Linked DNA regions of Homo sapiens: regions 2 and 3 are each linked to region 1. The links are chromatin contacts, found by Hi-C or POLR2A ChIA-PET in ENCODE. All regions are on one chromosome and are shown on one strand. Each heading gives the region's core, a stretch centred on a gene start or an enhancer-like site at or near the end of the contact. The rest is flanking DNA. Distances are from core to core; before and after follow the strand shown.

Region 1 (4,228 bases), core at 763-3,262:
TTTGGGCTGTTTGTGGCTTCTCTTCTTGTCTTTTGCTTGTGGCACGCGTGCGCTGGAGGTTGATGCGTCCTTGGGGTCCCTCTGACTTGGTGCAGCTGCGTAGCCCTTGGGGTGGAGGCAGTGCCTCGCAGAGTTGGGGACAGACTGCCTGAGCAGAAGTTGTCTTTGTTGGGACTGTGCTCAGAGACCACAGGAGCCTGCAGTGGTTTGAATGTGTTCCCCCCACAAGCATGTGTTGGAAACATAATCCCCAATGCAATAATGTTGAGAGGTGGGGCGTAGGGGAGCTGTTTAGGTCATGAGGGCTTCACCCTCACGAATGGAGCCATGCCTACCTATTGTAAAAGGACTTGAGGCTGTGAGTCTGACCTCTTGCCCTCTGTCACCATGTGATGCCTGCCCCCATGTCCTGAGACAACAAGAAGGCCCTCACCAGATGCAGCCCCTTGATCTTGGACTTCTCAGACTCCAGAACCATAAGCCAAATACATTTCTGTTTGTTATAAATTACCCAGTCTATGATACTCTATTACAGCAGCACACAGTGGACCAGTACAAGGCCTAAAGCCACTTGTAATAAGCCTAAGAGCCTGAATTGCTATTTCTGTGTGGCCTCCATCACCTGGAGATGGAGTGGTTTAGCCTTTAAAAGAGGGAAACACAGCCCATGCCCTCATACATGCACACATGCACAAGTCTCATACTCAAAAATCCATACAGAATATGGTGCCACCAGGATTTAGAAACATATGCCACTTCCCAAAGAACAAAAGTGGAACCCATGTGATCTCAAGAGTGATGATGTGAGGTGCTGAGTTTCCTTGCTGCCAGGAGGGTGTGGGTAATTCCATGGGCACTGGCAGCCTGGCCAGGAGGAACCGCTTAGCAGAGGATGGGTGCTGTGTACAGTAGATGGCCCTGCACTGCTCATCTTCTTCTTTGGCTCCAAAATTCATGGTAGAAAGGGCTAGAGAAGGTGGAAAATGTTAGTTGCAGTCATTGCCAAGGCAAGACAATCCCTAATTAGGTGAAAAATTATCCTCTGAGCCCACTGGAGCCACTGTGACATTCAGGTCCTAAATTTGCCCAGGGTTGTGTCACTCTCAGGCCCTTGCCCTGAACTCTGCTCTAGCTCCCCCTTTCCCTTCCTAACTTCAATATATGGTAATCAATGCACTTGAGTTCTCCTCCTGCCTTCACTTCACGTCCATGAATGCTCACTTTCCCTGCAGGAACTTACTTGAACTGTCACTCAGTGGTCCTTGAATCTGTAACCAAATACATGATAACCCGATATGTCTTTTTTTGTTTTTGTCTTTGCCTCATTCACCAAAAAACAACTTGTAGGCATATGTAAGTGTCAAGTGATAACACGAATAGATGAAAACATTTGAGTATAAGAAAAAACATTTGAGTATAAGTAAATTAAAGGCATAGCAAAGCCATGCTATGTATGTTGTTACTCCATCACATGCGCAGTGAGTTTCTGTATACTTCTGTAACTGGGCTCAGAGCTTCCTAACAAAGCAGAGAAGGACACACAGAGCACTATGTTCCCATGATGTGTAAACGAGGCTGGTATTCAGGAGAAATACAGGTATTCATAGTAGTGAGGCCAGAGATGCTTTCCTCCTGTGGGTTCTCAGAAGGGGGTTTGTCAGGGTGGCCCGTGTTCCCGCCAGTATCTAGCAGTGAATACCCCAGTAAGCTTTTATGATTACTTCATCCAAGATCTTTCAGTATACAATGATGCTTAGTGCCAAAGTACAGTTCTATAAGTTAACTCAATAATTCAGAATGCACTGTCTTCTAAAGGCCTGGCTTGATACATGGACGAAATTGACAATATCAGGAAGAATGGTTGGCCTGCATCTCCATCAGGGAATACTCTGATTGTTTTGTTGCTGGTAACTGATTAGCATTGGGAACAGAGAGTTCTGGGCTTTTCCTGGCAGGAACAAGGAGTTCAGATGATCTGTGCTTTCAATTAATGGAAGCATATGGTTCTTCTCTCTTCAGCCAAGTGGCAGGCAGAGCCAGTCTTGTTGGTTAGACATTCAGAATCCAAACTAGAGCTTTGATGCCTGACTGCATAGTTACCTTCCTCCATGCTAACACTGTAGATTAGTTCGACCCCACAGGCAAATGATGGATTAAGAATGTCAGTATTCTTCCCTATAGGCCACCAGAGCCAAGGGCAGTGTTATGTGGAGCTTCACAGTGTAGTGTGGGCTTTACACGGGTGGGAAATGCTTTCCTTGCACACATACGTACATATTTACATATGTTTCTCAAACGCGTATGGATGCTGATGTGCTCAATAAAATCCACATCTTATTTAAAGACATTAGCAAATCCATATTAGATCTTGTCATTATAAAATTCTCAGCAACTAACAGAATGATTAGTATGATAGCTATCTTTGGAGAGGTCAAGGGGAGGTGGAGTTTATAAATTTTTTTTTGACAGTGGAAAGGGTTTCTCATGGTGGAAGAATTTGGGCACGTTACCACAGTGCGTACATACAGGAGTTTCATTTTGTAATGTTTTCAAGCAGGTATTATGAAACAGCCATAAAAAATACCAATAGAAATCCACAGAATGCCTAATTTTAAGCCACATCTCTTTGCGGTGACCCTGCTAAGATAAAATTATTTGTAGGAGAAAAATATACCCTTGGGAAAAATATAATTTTTGGATATAAGCCATGTAAATGTTGTCAGGCATCTGCTAATAATTATGATTTTTGCTTTTAGCGAGGTCAATCCTGAGTTGTTCTTTCTACCAGTGATTAGGCAGGAGGAGAAATTCCCAGTTTGTAATGATAAAATTATACTGTCAGATTAAGAGTGAGCATTCATCATTCTGTTCTCATAGCAAGGCACAGATTCCTTCACCCAGAAATGGTTTCGAATGCTTTATGAATAGTTTTAAAAGCAGGGGTAGCATGGTGGGACACCTAGAACTGGGGGCAGCCTCAACATAAGCTGGTGCAGTGTGTGGACATTTGAACTCCTTCAGACATAATAGCCATACCTGGATATTTGTAGGTTGCTCACAGGGAGTTGAGGATTCTATTTGGTTCCATAGGGTAGCCCTAGAATTAGAGGGTGGGAGTTGCAAAGGGATGGCTTTTGGCTCAATCCAAGTATGGCATTTTCATATCCCAAGCTGTGTGAGGATGGGGTAGGCTGCCATGGAGGAGACTGAGACACCGCTCCTGGGATGTGTACATGTAAGAGTAGACAGCCACATGGCTGGTTTGATGTCGGGGAAATTGAACACTGGATGAGGACAGAGATACTATTGAGATTGTTTCTGACCTTGAGTTTAGGCAGTTCTGTGATAAGGCAGGACTGTTGAGAGGTGATAATTTGTTTTATACAATGACTCCCCATAGAATTTCCTCAAACAGCCTGCCTAATTGGTATGTCTGAGGTAGATTCAGTTTACCAAAGTTATGTCTATGCAGCTTTGCAAGAATATCTAATAAGTAAATTAGGTCAATCTTTTACAATCAAAGCCTCATTCATTGCAAATACAAGGGAGTAAGAAAGAAAAATGGCAGAATTACTGGGTGTTCCTAGTAAAGAAAAGCAACCTACCCACTCATTGTAGAGCTTCAGTTTCATGAATTTAGAACTAACCTATTGCTCTGAGTGAATTCTATTGTCTTTGGTAAGAAAAGCAGGGGAATAAATGATGTTGGTGCCCTCTTTTGTCTATCCAGAGCTGTAGATGCGGACATACGTTTCCAAATGCAGTGTGACTTCTCACTGTGAGGCTCATGTAGAGGGATTTTTGTCCTCTAGAAAAGGAAGTGCTTTTGCCTGACATTCAGGTGCTTGGGGAGGCAAGTAGCGGGTGAATAAAGAATGGCATAGGAAGTCATTGTCTTTACAGAGTAACCACCGAGGACCTGGAGGGGTAGGTTAGATCCCTACAAGTTCCTATGCGTGTCCCTACCAGTGTGCTGTTGTCCAGCTTCGAAGTGTGGAGCCGTATCCACAGATCCATGCCACAGCCCCAAAGGGCATGCTCTTAGGGATTCCTGTCTTCTGACTTAGCTCATGTTGTTTGAAAATTGAAGTGCATGCCAGATTAATTGTAGTTTTGTTAGTGTATCAAGTAACAACTTCTTACATTTTTAGAACATCATGCTATCTCAGACACCAAAGAAAAGGCCCTACCACTCTCAGATGAAGAGGCATTATTATGTGTTTGGAAA
Region 2 (4,228 bases), core at 589-3,088, 62 kb before region 1:
TAGAGCCATGCTTTTTTTATTATTTAAGGACAGCCTTTTCTTTCTTCTCAGGTAGTCGACAGCTACCAATTTAAATGAGCTGGGTTTATGGATGGCTGCAGAAATCCTCTTTACTCAAACCCAGTATCTATCCATCAGCCACTGCGCAGCACTTTACTGTGGAGGCAGCGGGGGGACAGCTCATCAGAATCGCCCCAGTGGAATGTTACGATAGGAAAAAAGAGGAATGGATTACATATTTATGTGGTCTTTGAAAATGCAGTGGGACAGGAAGATTGCTTGTAACGTATGCAGTTACATTAAATGACTATTAACCTTCACTGGTTGCAGGTGTCTGGTGAATTCATTTGTGCTTGTGTATGTTGTGTGGCTTGAAAAATTAATGAGACTTTTTAAATAATCAAATTAAAAGTATTTGTTACTCCAGGTTCTGGTGAGCTATCAAAACAAAACTGGGTACAGCTTACAAAAATAAAGTGTCTACTGAGAAGAATAAAAATATGAATTGAGGGGGGAAATTGATAGCTATGCGGATCTTGGAAACTAGTTTCATCTGATGGAGTAAAATAAGAGAAAATATGCCCATCGTGACTAGTTTTATTTGTAGATTATGGTTAGTGAATTCTCTCTTTTGTCATGAATGCTTCACATTCTGGAGGAAGGAGGTGGCCTTGCAGTAATGTTTTATTTCTGTGAATGCCAGACTTTTCTTCAACCTGTTGACTTGTAGGGTTGACGTGTCAGACATGGTGAAGAACAATACCTGTGGAGCTGAGCCTTCATTTCCTGAAACGTGTGTCCAAGAGGCTTTTTTGACAAGGATGTTTTAACTATGCTGTGTACACCGTTAGAATTTCAGTTTTGTTTTTAAACATTCCCATCTGACTGGAGCTTCCCTCCATCCATTCCTGAAACTCACCTATTCCTGATCTGCTGAAGCCCATGTCCTCTCCAGTGTCCTGCATTGCACCAAAACGGCAGTAATATAGGTCAGGGACGAATCCCCTGAAGTCCCTGAAGGTTGGAGACCACCAGATCTCACTACCCTTACTCCATGGCCAGGAGATGGAAGGAACAAGGAAGAAAAGGCTTCCAGCAATTTCACTGTAGGACCTAAAAGCAGAGGCTCTTTCTGCTTCTTGACTGAACATTTCTTACAAAGCCCTCTGTGCTTATCTAGCTGTAGTGAAAACTGGGAGGGAGACAAGGGCTGTAGTTGGTGACCAGAGACTCTCCCCCAGGATACCCGCACTCACCTCTGCCAAAAGACATGCCCCTCTGCCTCAGCCAAGCAGTAAAATCAAGGACCATCCATGTTGTGCCCAGAGGCCCTTGGAAGAAGGTGGGCTGCTTGATCTTCCTAGCTGAGTGGCCATTCAGAGCTCTTATCAGCTTGGAAAAAAGAGTAATCCTCAGAAGGATTCACAGTGTCACCCTTCTTAGATGATGAGGCACCATGGGGGCTTTGGTTCTTAAATGGATCTCCTCCAAAGGCAGGTAGATTTGTTTTCCAGTGGGCACAGAGCGGGCCCACGCTGAACACAGAAATGGTGTTATTCTAACTGTTAAATAAGAAAAATTACATGTTGTGAGTTAGGCTAATTGATCTGCAGAATTCTGGTTTCCTGCAATTTAAGACTCTGTCTTGGGCATGAATGAAATATTCAGAGGGCAGAGGAGCTAGAGATGAAAACTGCAAGGAAAAAAGTAGTTAGAATAAGGTTTAACTTGTACAGTTCTGAATTCCAGGGATTTAAGAGTAAAGGCATCCAAAAATACTCCTGCTGCCAAGGCCAGGTTGTCAATAATAAACTGTGAGTCACAAGTCCTGGTTGTGGGCCTGGAAGCTAGCAGAGAGGGGATTCAACTGGCAGGTTCTCCAGCTCTCAGCCTTTAGCTCTTCAGGGCTGAAACTTTGCTCGAATTCCTTGAATCACATGATATCAAGGACCAGGAGGGAGGGCTCACATCATAGCTGAAAGAAAGGACAACCCCAAGTGCTCAGGAAAGACAAACTTCTTTTTAGAACATAAAAGGATTTTTTCTAGCTAGCCGCTGTGATTTGAATGCATCACTTCCCAAATTCAGGTGTTGCTCATTTGATAGCATTCAGAGGTGGGTCCTTTGAGAGATGATTTGAGGGCATGTCCTTCATGAGTGGGATTATGACTCTTATAAAAGAGGCTTCACACAGTAGCATTTGGCTCTCGTCCTTCCACCATGTGAGCACACAGTGTTCCTCCCCTTTGGACGGTACATCCCTCCTTGGATGCCAGATGCTATCACTTCAATCTTGGATTTCCCGGCTTCCAGAACTGTGAGAAATGAGTTTCTGTCCTTTATAAATGACCCAAGTCTCAGGTATTTTGTCATAGCACAAGTGAACGACCAGCCAAGCCTTCAACAACTAGCGGCTCACCTCTCAGAAGGCAGTCTGCTTTCCAGTGGCCTTGGCATAACCTGGGAGCTATCAGAAAGGCTGACTCTCCAGCACCCTGCCCCCAACTCCCCTAGGACCTACTGAGTCAAAATCTGCATTTTAATAAGATCTCCTGGGGATTCATAGGCACCATGAAGTCTGAGAAGCAGAGAGGGACGGATAAGTTGTCTGTATCATTTCAGCAGATCTTCATGGGAACCTACAGCCTGCCTGCCTTGCTAGTGCTGGACACAGTGGGAGGAGACAGACACTGTGCCTAGTCTCAGGAAGCTAACTGTCCAGAGGAGAAGATGGCAAATAATGATCATGAAATGACCTCAAAGGGGTGTTTGTGAGAGCCTTGAGCCATCAGTGCAGCAGGAGGCCACTCGATGTGCTCTGGTGGCATGTCCTGGCATGGAGGTCTCCTTTCTCTCCTGTGTAAAACAGAGGCATTGAAGGTAAAGTGCTCAGTTGCTCCTAGCTACTGCTTCTCATGTATCAAAGTGGAGATGGTGGGGGGGTTGTGGGATGCCATATCTGCTTCACAAGGCTGCTAAGTTATTCATCAAAAGTTTGCTGAACCTGTATTCTCTATCCATCGCCATACGTGGTTCAGAGTTGAAGACAGATCCTTGGAACTCATAGCCTCATGAGAATGACAGATGAGATGGAGAGAGAATTACAGTTCCATGGAGTACAGCCCCATGGAATATGAAATACAGAGAGTCACTGAGGATTAGTGTTGAATTCTGTCCATGGTGAACCTTGGAAGGCTTCCTAGTGGAAGGAGATGGATTTTTAGCTAAGACAGTGAAACTATTCCTTGACATAGTTCTAGTTCTAGCTTTTGCCATTTTTTTTCCCTATCAGAGAAGAGTAGGGACCTGTCGGGATTGGCAGGGGTAAGCAGACAGGTGAGGGTTCCTATTTTAGAGAAGCTACAGGATTTGGTGCATACTGAAGCTGACTTTGGTGCATACAGCCACTCTTTCAAATGTTCCTGAAGACAACTCATTTCTGCTGGGTATTGAGACTGAGCTGGTGCATGTAGGTGGACAGACAGTTTTAAACACTACTATCTCAGTAAAGCCAATTAAAGACATGGAACTGGCTGGGGTTGTCCTGAGAGCCTAATTTATGGAGCACCTGCTTGGTGCTGGTGCTGAGCTCAGGATGAGAGGCAGTGGAGGAGTAAAGAGAACATGGAAAACGTGGTCCATGCACTCTAAAACCTTTAAATATGGCAGGATCCCATATGTCCTTTTAAATAGAGCCAGGCAGTAAACCGATAGCTAAGGACTGTAGCTGTGGATAAACAATAGACAGGTGACAAATACTGATACTGGCTACTTTTCATAGAGAACAGAGTGTGTGTTCCTGGCACTCTGCTGGGTGCTTTATAGATGGCATTTCTAATTAATTTTTTGAAAATCCCCAAAGCAGGTTTTATTATCTCTGTTGTACAGGTGAGGAAAATGAGACTCAGAAAGCTTGTCATTGGAAGAACTGGGGTTGCAGTACAGGTTTGTTATGTGCCAAGTCCTGTCTTCCTTCTGTGGAATCATGTGTCACTTCTAAATCAAGCCCACAGAAGCTGGTGGAGATACTAGAGTGCAGAGATGGTAGCGTTTGTGAGGCTGGAGTTTGGAGGCCTTTGAACTGGTATTAGAAAGTAAGAATTGTCCCAGTATCATGTGAGAGAATGATGTTTTCTGGTCCTTATTCACTGATGAGCAGTGATGTGCCTGGTTGCCTTGTTAATTAAAATGAGCCAAGAAAAGGAAATGAGATGGGCACTGCTTGTCC
Region 3 (4,228 bases), core at 1,158-3,657, 36 kb after region 1:
TGGAATGCCTCCCCCATTTATGTTTCTACATAGATATTTGGGTTTTTATATTCCAGTTTTTCTCAAAGTGAGACACACCTATTTAAGCAGATATATTTCTGCTGGCCACGTTTCTGTGGCTGTTGGCTTACTGTGCTGGAGTGTTAAATGAGTGATTCTAAGAATAATTGCAAAGATGCTTTGAAAACATGGATATAAAGTCACACATCTTAATAAAAGTTGGGGGACTTTTTCACTAGACTTTCTTTAGAATGTTAACATTTTCTGCTCTGGAACCATGTGTGTGCCCGAGAAAGGCTGAGGATTCAGTATGGAGACTAGCAACCTTCACTTATTCACTCACTCACCTACCTATTCGCTGACACAGCCTCTTAGTGACCATTTGCTCAGTGCCTGCTGAGCAGTGATTCCTATCTAAGGTGCTGACGAAACAGATGACTGTGACTCAGTCCTTGTCCTTAGTGTCCTCACTGTTTAGAGAAACCCAACAATTACACTAGAGGGCAGTGGAGTTCATAGTGGTTAGGAGACTAGACTCAGGAGTCAGACCTGGGTGATGTGGGCCAAATTATTACATCCTATGTGATGTGGTTTGTTCCTCTATAAAGTGGGGTAAAATACAAACAACCTCACAGGGCTCTTTGAGGATTAAGTAATCTAAATCCATGTAAAGTACAGTTCCTTGCGTGTGATAATACTTAGAAAATGATGATCCATTCATGGCTTCACAGCCAGGTGCTATAGAGAGTGACTCAAAATGCATCCTGGGGGGCACTGCCAGGCAGGGCGACTCAAGTGAAAGGATTAGTTATGTACATGCCCCCCAAAATGAGAGAAGGTTGTTTTCTTTTTCCACAGATTTAACCAAAATGGTGCTTTTGGAAATGAGGAGTTGTCAATATGGGATGTGGAGGACATGATTTTGAGGTCATTTGATTTTGTTCTGCACTGCTCTGTCTCTGTGCTCCCCATCTTCCTCCCTCTGAAACATGGGTTCTTGTTGCTCTATCTAGAAACACCACCCTCCTGGGTCAGGAGATGCAACTGACCCCCACTAGATGGAGGGCATGGTGTCTAGATACCCTGGGCTATTCTTTCAGAATCTACTTCTGGGGCAGATGGAGTACTGGATGGGTTGCCCAGGGCTTAGAGACTAGATCAAGAGAATCCTGAAGGCCATGGCTCTAGAAAGGTTCACATTTTCTAATTACTTCTTCAGGACCTGCTCACTCTAAGGAGGCAAAGCAGCTCTAAAAGACACCATGGAGGCCCTATAAAATCATCATGTCTCTCCAGGAAAAATAGCCACCTAGGTTATCTTCAGTGAAGTAGACTAGGGGCCCAGCCAGGGCCAAGACCTCAGCTTCCTAAGCACTCAACACAGCCTGGACAGACATATGTTCAGTGAATACTTTGATCATGATGAGCTCTAGAACATTGGGCAAAGGCACTATGCCAGTTATTGTTTCTTCACACATCTGTGTGTTTTCTGGCAATAAGGTATACTTTCTCATGAAATTTGACCTGGAGTTTTGTTTGGTGGTATTTTGAGCTTCTATTCATTTGGAGAAAAAAAGGCATGATTCTTAATTGCTGTAATTTTACCTTCATGAATTCAGAAATGCGAGTCCTGGAATAATGAATCCCCTTTTATAAAGAAACATATTTGCAGCAATGCCAATTCCTGGCTCATTAGGCCCATTCTAGCAGCGGAGATGTCTGGCTTTCCCCAGGGCAGGACCTGCTAAGTGTTGGGATACTCTTACTTTTTCCAATCCCTCTGCCTCCACTGAACTCCACCTCTCACAAGGAAGAGTTAACATTTAATGAAAGGATCTTTTGACACCCACTGCCAGAATCCTGCTTACTTACCACTCTGCAAATAATTTTAAATGAGTGATTTTTGTCATCTTAGCATCATTAATTCAGGTTCACACAAAGAACACAGTGTATTTGTGTAAAAGGCTACTAGACAAATTAAGAGGGTGATGCTAGCATTTCCTGTGTGCAGATTTGGCAGCCGTCATCTATTTGGAGAGATTCCAGGTGAGATCCTAGGGAAGAGAGCTTTGTATAAAACAGGTTTCTTCTCATATGCCTCCTTAAGGTTCCCCCTTGCAGGTCTTACAACAAAGGAGTGCCTTGGTGGGGACCCTGCATTTTGTCTGTCCCACTTCAGCCTGCTTGGAGCCAGCCTGGGCACTGCTTTTTTCCTTGTTGATGATTTTCTTTCATATCACCATGCCGCCTCTGCCCAGGTACCTGGCAGCTAGTTACCTTTGGTGGTATTGTCTGGTATGGTGGTCTGATGAGAAGGAGCTCCTCCTTGGGCAGGTTTGGGACCACCTGTGCTTGTTGTACACCTTAAATGTAGGGGAAGAATCTGACTAGCTACTATAGGACTCAATTCTGGCAGCTTGCTTCTGCTGTGTCTCAGGAATGAGACCAGTGGCTCATTTGTTTGATGTAGCTGAGTCATACAACTTGTCAATTTTCCCAGCAAAGCGTGAATAAAATCTAGTCTTTCCAGAAGGATTAAATAAGTGGCATTGTTGTTCTTTTGCTTAATTCACAAGTTTTCTGGGATTCCAACTTCAAATATTTGTTACCTTGAAAGGAAGTTAATTTCTCAGCTTTACAAATTGTTCATTTCAATCAGAACAAAGCAGGAATGCTGTTTTACAGTTGTCATTAATTGGATAACTTGCAATGTCCAAGAACCATGTGTTAGGGCTGTATTTAGAGCAGTCTCCTCTGGCACCTGATGATGTGGTCATCTTTGGTATACCTTCTATTATTTCTCTCTGGTCAGTTAGAAAAGGCACTGTCCTTTGCATAGGGAGATCTTACCATCAACCCATTAGACCGAAAGTCAAGAGACCAAGATTCTACTTCCAACCCTGTCACTAACAAGCTGTGCTTCCTTAAACAAATTACACCCCTCTGATGGGATTCCATTATCCCAGAGATGAAGATAAAGGATCGAGCTTCATCTTGAACTCTGATTAGTCAGAAATGGATTTGTGGTCACAAGTCAGTGGGGAAGAATTCTGTAATTGATTAGCCATGTCTGCCTTAGGGGAGGAAAGGGTGAGTGTTGGCAATCCTGAGCTGGGTCTTGCCAAATCTCCTTCTCCTTCTCCTTCTAACCATCTATACCTATGTAGAAATATAGATGCGGTAAGGTTGGGTAAGTAAGATAGTGCAGTATAATGGATAGGAGTAGGGTTGGAGCCACACAGCCTGATTTCTATTCCCGCTTGTCACTTATTAACCACGATACCTTGGATACATTACTTAGCTTCTCGGAGCTGTAATTTCCTCATCAGTAAAAGGAGAGTGTTGTAGTCCTTACCACAAAAGATTGCTATGACTGAGTCAGGCGTTTTAAGTACTTTGCATAGTAGATGATCAGTAAAAATGTTATCAAGCTGTTCTTACTAATATAAGAAGTACAGTGAGTACTTACTTCAGTAACAGTGGCTGACTTTGCCAAGCAGTTTTTTATTTCAAACCACAGTGTGATACCGACATTTGGATGTAGATGACAACCTCTAAGCAGCACAGAGGCGTGTTACATCCCATCCCTGAAGAGGAAATCCCATCTTTAGAATCAGAGCATTTGAGCTGGAAGCAATCGCAGAGTCCATGTTTTACAGATGGGAAACGGAGGCTGTGGTGGGGGAGGCTCTAGTCCAGTGTCCCTGGGTGGAGGCAAGGCAAAGTGGGGCCTGTTCTCAGACTCCAGCACATTCTTGAACTCTGTCTCTTTCCCCTTGGCTTAGTGCTGCCCAGCACAGGGGCCTCTGCAAGAAGAGGAGTTAATGCTGGATGAGATGGTGCTCTCTCAGTGCTCCTACAACCACGGGCTCTGGGGAGTGATTTAGATAGAAGCAAAGTGCTGCTTTGTCACTGGGAGCATGTTTATTTATTCATTATGTTTGAAAAGAGACTCCAGTACATGAATGAAATTCTTCAGTCAACTGAGTTTTGTTGTCTTTGTTGGTTTATCTTGATTCCTTGTGGCTTCTCATGGGCCTCCCTGTCTTGTTCTCTGTTCCCAGTGTCAAGTCTGAGCTCTCCACTCCCTTCTCCCAACCTAGGCCTTCAGAAACTTGCCTCCTAACCCACCTCCTGCCTCTGGGCTCCTCTCCTTGTCCTCAAGCCTCCTAATTCCTGCCTTATGCCTATTTTAAAACCTTGCCTTTTGGCCACTTCTTTCCATTGT

The links. Hi-C counts contacts between places; a loop is a spot of excess contacts on that map. ChIA-PET counts read pairs that join two places held with the same protein, here RNA polymerase II (POLR2A). Pooled maps may share reads with other maps.
Region 2: a map of prostate gland shows a loop between it and region 1 (3-fold over the local background). The contact joins two enhancer-like sites. A Hi-C loop is called at or near these places in 2 of 168 maps with a recorded cell type or tissue (prostate gland and right cardiac atrium) and 1 of 50 pooled maps. POLR2A ChIA-PET finds 5 or more read pairs at or near these places in 2 of 52 experiments (AG04450 and PC-9).
Region 3: a loop to region 1 is called in a map of dorsolateral prefrontal cortex, with 2.1 times the contacts of the local background. The contact joins two enhancer-like sites. A Hi-C loop is called at or near these places in 2 of 168 maps with a recorded cell type or tissue (dorsolateral prefrontal cortex and mesothelial cell of epicardium), 2 of 37 single-sample maps with no recorded cell type and 3 of 50 pooled maps. POLR2A ChIA-PET finds 5 or more read pairs at or near these places in 2 of 52 experiments (activated CD4-positive, alpha-beta T cell and activated T-cell).

Annotation. Positions count from the first base shown.
Region 1 is chr5:137,252,640-137,256,867 of GRCh38, reverse strand. All of the region lies in intron 3 of SPOCK1 (SPARC (osteonectin), cwcv and kazal like domains proteoglycan 1), which reads left to right. Among named protein-coding and RNA genes, the nearest start is that of SPOCK1, 240 kb to the left of the region's middle. Within about 2 kb of position 2,012, at least 5 of the 41 ENCODE cell types and tissues checked have a DNase peak (open chromatin) inside an H3K27ac peak, as active enhancers do; they include dorsolateral prefrontal cortex and prostate gland, where a contact is called at or near this core.
Region 2 is chr5:137,314,166-137,318,393 of GRCh38, reverse strand. All of the region lies in intron 2 of SPOCK1 (SPARC (osteonectin), cwcv and kazal like domains proteoglycan 1), which reads left to right. Among named protein-coding and RNA genes, the nearest start is that of SPOCK1, 180 kb to the left of the region's middle. Within about 2 kb of position 1,838, at least 2 of the 41 ENCODE cell types and tissues checked have a DNase peak (open chromatin) inside an H3K27ac peak, as active enhancers do; they include prostate gland, where a contact is called at or near this core.
Region 3 is chr5:137,216,895-137,221,122 of GRCh38, reverse strand. All of the region lies in intron 3 of SPOCK1 (SPARC (osteonectin), cwcv and kazal like domains proteoglycan 1), which reads left to right. Among named protein-coding and RNA genes, the nearest start is that of SPOCK1, 280 kb to the left of the region's middle. RefSeq lists a silencer at 376-525. Within about 2 kb of position 2,407, at least 5 of the 41 ENCODE cell types and tissues checked have a DNase peak (open chromatin) inside an H3K27ac peak, as active enhancers do; they include dorsolateral prefrontal cortex, where a contact is called at or near this core.